2 separate regions of the Homo sapiens genome follow, and region 1 is linked to region 2. The links are chromatin contacts, found by Hi-C or POLR2A ChIA-PET in ENCODE. All regions are on one chromosome and are shown on one strand. Each heading gives the region's core, a stretch centred on a gene start or an enhancer-like site at or near the end of the contact. The rest is flanking DNA. Distances are from core to core; before and after follow the strand shown. Region 1 overlaps BHLHE40-AS1 (BHLHE40 antisense RNA 1). Region 2 overlaps ITPR1 (inositol 1,4,5-trisphosphate receptor type 1).

Evidence for each region. A loop is a pair of places that touch in the nucleus more often than their neighbours do. ChIA-PET counts read pairs that join two places held with the same protein, here RNA polymerase II (POLR2A). Pooled maps may share reads with other maps.
Region 1: a map with no recorded cell type shows a loop between it and region 2 (5-fold over the local background). The contact joins two enhancer-like sites. A Hi-C loop is called at or near these places in 7 of 168 maps with a recorded cell type or tissue (CD4-positive, alpha-beta T cell, CD4-positive, alpha-beta memory T cell, GM12878 and 3 more), 28 of 37 single-sample maps with no recorded cell type and 17 of 50 pooled maps. POLR2A ChIA-PET finds 5 or more read pairs at or near these places in 14 of 52 experiments (AG04449, CD4-positive, alpha-beta memory T cell, GM10248 and 9 more).

Annotation. Positions count from the first base shown.
Region 1 is chr3:4,898,425-4,901,124 of GRCh38, forward strand. It overlaps BHLHE40-AS1 (BHLHE40 antisense RNA 1), which reads right to left. Exons shown (of 3, transcript NR_125916.1): 2 at 2,117-2,273; 3 at 1-275. Among named protein-coding and RNA genes, the nearest start is that of BHLHE40, 80 kb to the right of the region's middle. Within about 2 kb of position 1,412, at least 4 of the 41 ENCODE cell types and tissues checked have a DNase peak (open chromatin) inside an H3K27ac peak, as active enhancers do.
Region 2 is chr3:4,844,680-4,847,379 of GRCh38, forward strand. It overlaps ITPR1 (inositol 1,4,5-trisphosphate receptor type 1), which reads left to right. Exons shown (of 62, transcript NM_001378452.1): 62 at 1,460-2,700. The coding sequence ends at 1,546. The region is part of intron 2 of LOC124906209 (a long non-coding RNA gene); the gene reads right to left. Among named protein-coding and RNA genes, the nearest start is that of EGOT, 94 kb to the left of the region's middle. Within about 2 kb of position 1,317, at least 2 of the 41 ENCODE cell types and tissues checked have a DNase peak (open chromatin) inside an H3K27ac peak, as active enhancers do.

The sequences.
Region 1 (2,700 bases), core at 162-2,661, 54 kb after region 2:
AGAATTGATACAGTGAAGCTCCAATGGCTTTCCTACTTAGCCACCCAATTGCACAGAAAAGCCACAGAAAAATCAAGATTTCATTAGCAAGCACTTTCTCCTACTTCAGCCACCACTGACTGCTACTTCTGCCTCATTCCCTTCTTCACACAGACACCATACTCCAAGGGCCTGAAGACAGTTTATCCACTTTTTAATCAAGCAGTCGACAAGGATTGCATGGATAGCATATCTTCTTCAACATTCAGGGAAGTGTAGATGATCCAAGCACAAATCTGCAGAGGGGAATAAGGAGGCTGCTTATTAAGCATGCACATTTGATTGGCGTTCTTTTTCCACTCATCAGTTGTTATCAAACCGGTAGAGAAGATTCAATCTGATAATTTTCAAGATGAGTCACCAGTAGCCACAGAGTTCTAGGGTCAAACTCAGGGCTTTGTGGCTTAAGCTGTTGTCCTCCCAGTAAGACAGCATACTGAACTATTTTGGCCTGTCTTTCCTCTCTGGACAACTGTAAGGTAAAAATTTATTTAAGAAAGAAAAGGAGACAGAGAGAGAGAGAGAGAGAGAGAGAGAGAAGGTTAAAATGGCAAGTCTTCTCAGCAGGATCCTAATAAATATTTTACCACTCACACTTTCCAGAGCAGAGCAGAACTTGTCTTCTAGCCCAATTGTCTGCTCCAGGTGCAGTGTGGGTACATCTCAGGGTTGGGTCTTCAGCTTTCTCGAGAGACTTCAGTGTCTTTCTCGGCCACCAACGGCCAATGGCAGAGGTCATACAAAGATGGCTGGCTACAAGGCAGCCCTTCTGTCTGCAGACCCTGCCACAGTCCCTCTCTAGGACAGATTAGGAAAATCTACAGAGTAAAGAAAGTGCAGAAGGAGATGCATCCCTCTGCACCTTTATAACTGAGTAATACCCAGAGAATTGAGCAGAATATTCTAAGCTTCGAAAAAGCAAATAGAACAGATATGTGAGACCACATACCCTAAGGTGGTCCTGTCTGATTTTTAATATTCTCTTCCATCCTTAAACAACAACAAAGAAGATGTCCTGACGTTAATTTAGAAAATCCTGACAGAGATTTTAACTGGTAGACTATGGGTACCTTTAATCATCTGTCGGCTTTGCATCATTTATCCACAATCATTTCTGTTTCACAAAGTAGTCTCCTATTTTAATTTTGATAACCTCATTTTCCCGCCTAGACGATTGAAAAAGAACCCTCCCCACCTTGTCCGTTTCCAGGAGCACTTACCTTGAAAGGTTTTTGCAGACATTTATGACACTCCTATGAGGTGGCTAAGGTCTGTTATCCCCATTTTATGGCTGAGGAAACTGAGATAGTGAGACGTTGAGTGCTTGCCCAAGGTCAGGCACTGAGTCAGGAGCAAATTCAGAGGCAGAACTCGCTGTTCCTGGCAGCCTCACCAGGTTCAGCTGCCTCGCCTCTGTTTGAACTGCCTTAAAATAGGACTTTCAAGAATTCTGATGAATCGATTGAAACCCTGCAGTGCTTTATGTGTTAATGATGACTTGGTAACTGCATATATTAATGCTGTTCATTGACTTACAGCCAAGAGCCACTCATTTCCTAGGTGCTCAGCCTAAGAGAGACTATTTTCCTCATTTTTCACTGATTATCATAAAACACTTCCGTGTAACCATATGAGACTACGGTTCTTTCCGACACCAAAGTAAAAGTGCAAATTGTTGTCCTTTTGGCCTCTAAGTGCAGGAATCTCTCCTCTCTCCCTCTGTATACACTCCTCATCATGGTCTCCAGCCTACGACCTTCTCCTCTCTTTCTGGCCTTAGAATCTACCCTTTAGCCTCCCCGGGTGCTTCTGAAATGGAATCACTCACTGGTTCCAGGACACAGCGCTGACCCCCTCTGCATCTCACCCACCCTTATTCATCAAAATCTCTTTTTATCTTCAAGGTTCATCTAAAGAAAACCTGCTAAGAAGCCACCCCCTATTTCCCCACCAAACCTGGTCTCTCTTCCTTTGAAGCCCTTATCTGGCGCCATCTTATTTTGCCTTTTGCTTACTAGGCTCTTGCCCTGAGGATGCAGATTGTAAATTGATTAGGGGCAGGGATGGTTTTACTCACCTTTGCTAGTCTGAGATGGCACACTGACTGCGCACAGTAGGGGAGCTGCTGACTACAGGAGTGGGTGAACTTTTTTTGCAAAGGATCGGTTAGGAAATATTTTAAGCTTTGCTGGCCACAAATGCTCTCTGCTGATTCTTCTTCCTTTTCTGCAACCCTTTAAAAATGTAAAAAATCATTCTTAACTCCAAAAAATCAGCTGGGGCCTGGATTTCTCATATGGTGAAAGATCAATTGCAGCACATAGTCCAAATACATTTTGGGGCCCAAATACATTTTTGTACTTAAAAAAATCTCTAAAATTACACACTATGGTATCTGTATTTATTTTGTTTAAAACTCCAGTCAATTAAAACATGGATGAAACCCAGCATTTATAAAGGTGAAAGTAGGAACTTGCAAAATCCATGCATACGTCTTTGTGCATCATTAAAGGGCCAAATTCCTTCAGCTTTACATAGATTCTTCCATGGCTGATGAGGTCTCATGGCTTTTTAGGAAGTGGGATAATAAAACTAGCTCTGCCACACTGATGGGATTTTTTTAAGGTGTCCCAAAATGTTTCATTTGTCTCATCAATGACT
Region 2 (2,700 bases), core at 67-2,566:
TTCCTTTAAAGATGTCACTCACCTAAGGAAACTTCAGGGGCTAGCTGGAATTTCCTAATCCAATTCTTAATTAAAAGCTTTATTAAAAGCTACCTTTTGGAAATACTAAGTCCTTGTAAGTCTTCTCATCTAAATTATAACAGAGAAAGCATCTCCACAGGAGCCTAAAAATAGTATTTTGATTTGAGAGGATAATGCTAGTTTTGAAGAAGAAAAAATAACCACATTGAAATTGAACCTAGGTAAATTAGTCTTGTTTTATGTTCTCTCCAGATATTTTGTACCAAAAATGAGTTCATGTGAAAAGTGAGATTAAGTGTCACATCTACTATGTGACAGATGCTATGCTAATAAATTTGCGTATAACCTCGCAATTCTCCACCAATCAGCTAGGAATTATCATCCTGATTGTATGGATGAGAAAACAGACTTTGATAAGTTAAATGACAAAACCATAAGAAACTAGATCTGATTCCAAAGCCTTTATTCTTTTTACCCTAATTCCTCTACAATTTTAGGAAGCTAAAAACATAGGAGTAGGACCTTAACCCACTTGCAGACAACAATTTTCTTGAATATATATTCCGTATAGCCTTTTTATCTCAGTTGACTTGAATGCTCACCCTAAAATCCAAAACTAAGACTAACTGGGTTAAGGAAAATCTTAATACAGAGACAGAAGTAAGTATGCCCTAAAATACCTAGAACAGGTCTAGAGACCCATCAACATGAGAATATATTTAGTTCAGCAACCAAATGAATAGAATCGGCTTCTTGTTTGGGATTTTGAAAGTACTTTTTCATTTGAACTAGTCTTAGGCAATGGTCTCGCCTGACCTTCAGCGAGCCTCAGTGTCTACTGGGTGGCAAGAAATAGATACCGTGAATGGTCACAGCATTATTTACAGCATTTAATCATTCTGGACCTCAAAGAGATTTGAGAACATTTCTCATTTTCCTAGTTATGGTAGGTAATTTTTTTTTTCTCTAACCAACTACTCAAGAGTCATTGAAGAGAAAAATCAGGACCCACTGAAAGTGTGGACACGAACCCTCCCTCTCAAACCTAGGATTCTAAACACTGCTTTTCTTGTTAGTATGGCGTGTTGTTACTATCGTACAAAGCCACCATTTTCCAATGAGTCTTCAAATCATTTGGAAGTGCATTTGGGAAACAAGAAAGAATCCTGTGCTTTTATTGTTTTTTGTTTCTTTATGAAACAAGTGGCAAGCAATACTTCTGAATGTTACATTGCATGACTAGGTCACAGAATTTCCCATTCTGCCTAAGAAGATGCCTTTTTTGAAGTGCTGTGTGTTTGATATAGCGATGGTACACTATTTGTAGAAAGTGGGTTTCAGTATAAACCATAACCACAGAGGTAAATCTATGGTTCAGTATGCGATTTGACGTACAGGAAGTATCTGGGTCTAATGATGAAACTTTTTAACTTTCCAGATGACAGAACAAAGGAAGCAGAAACAAAGAATTGGTCTTCTAGGACATCCTCCTCACATGAATGTCAACCCACAACAACCAGCATAAGCAAATGAAAGAAAGGAATTGTATTTACCTTTTATAATTATTATTAGTGTGGGTATGGCTAATGAGTTCTGATTCACCCACGAAGGTTACATTTATGCTGAATACATTTGTAAATACTCAGTTTTATACTGTATGTATATGATTGCTACTCTAAAGGTTTGGATATATGTATTGTAATTAGAATTGTTGGCATGATGACATTTCATTTGTGCCAAAAATATTAAAAATGCCTTTTTTGGAAGGACTAACAGAAAGCACCTGATTTGCACTTGAACCAGATTATAGATTTAAAAGTATATGACATGTATTTTGTATTTAAAACTAGAATAGCCAGTATTTATGTTTTTTATAAAACTGTGCAATACGAATTATGCAATCACAATACATTTGTAGCTCCCGAGTGTCCTAAAGGGAGTGCACTTCTTTGAAGCTGGTGTGTTAATACTATGTAATAAATGGTTAACTTTCAAATGATGCTGCTGCCAAAATTATATTAATAGTGAGTTTCAGGCCCCTGGGCATTTTGTACCATGTAATTATCCTCTGGTGATGCTGTTTCTCGTTAGTGGCAGTAGTGCCTCCGTCTCCTAGTGATAATGCTCCAAGTCTATGAACTGTTAAATCAGCATTCATTTTAAGAAAAGCAACTTTAGTTTCAAAGATACTTTTAAGCTTCTAAATTGATCATTTAAACTATTTCTTTAAATAAGAGAGCCAAATTAGAGGCTCATACTTTAGCTTGTGAAGAAGATAATGAATTTTTTAAAGGGAACTTTCTATGCAATGTTCAGGATAAATGCATACTGCTGGCCAATCAGTGTCATCTCCTGGGTAAATTTTGATGTCGCATTATAAAGACATGCATAATTGATGGTTTCTAGATTATCTAGTCCAAACAATAGAGTTTATTTTTTCTTCATCTGAACCAACATGCTACAGTAGCTAAGAAGTATTAAAACTATATACATCCATATAAAGATGAAATATGAACTATCTCATTAGAAGTCATAGTTGACCACAGACATGTTATTCTTCTGAAAGAGCCACATTTTGGTTTTATTTCTTGTCACATGATTTCTTTTCTTGATGGATGAAAAATATGAAAGGAAACTTTTATATCTGTTGCCTAGTTTTGTACATGGATCTCATTTTAC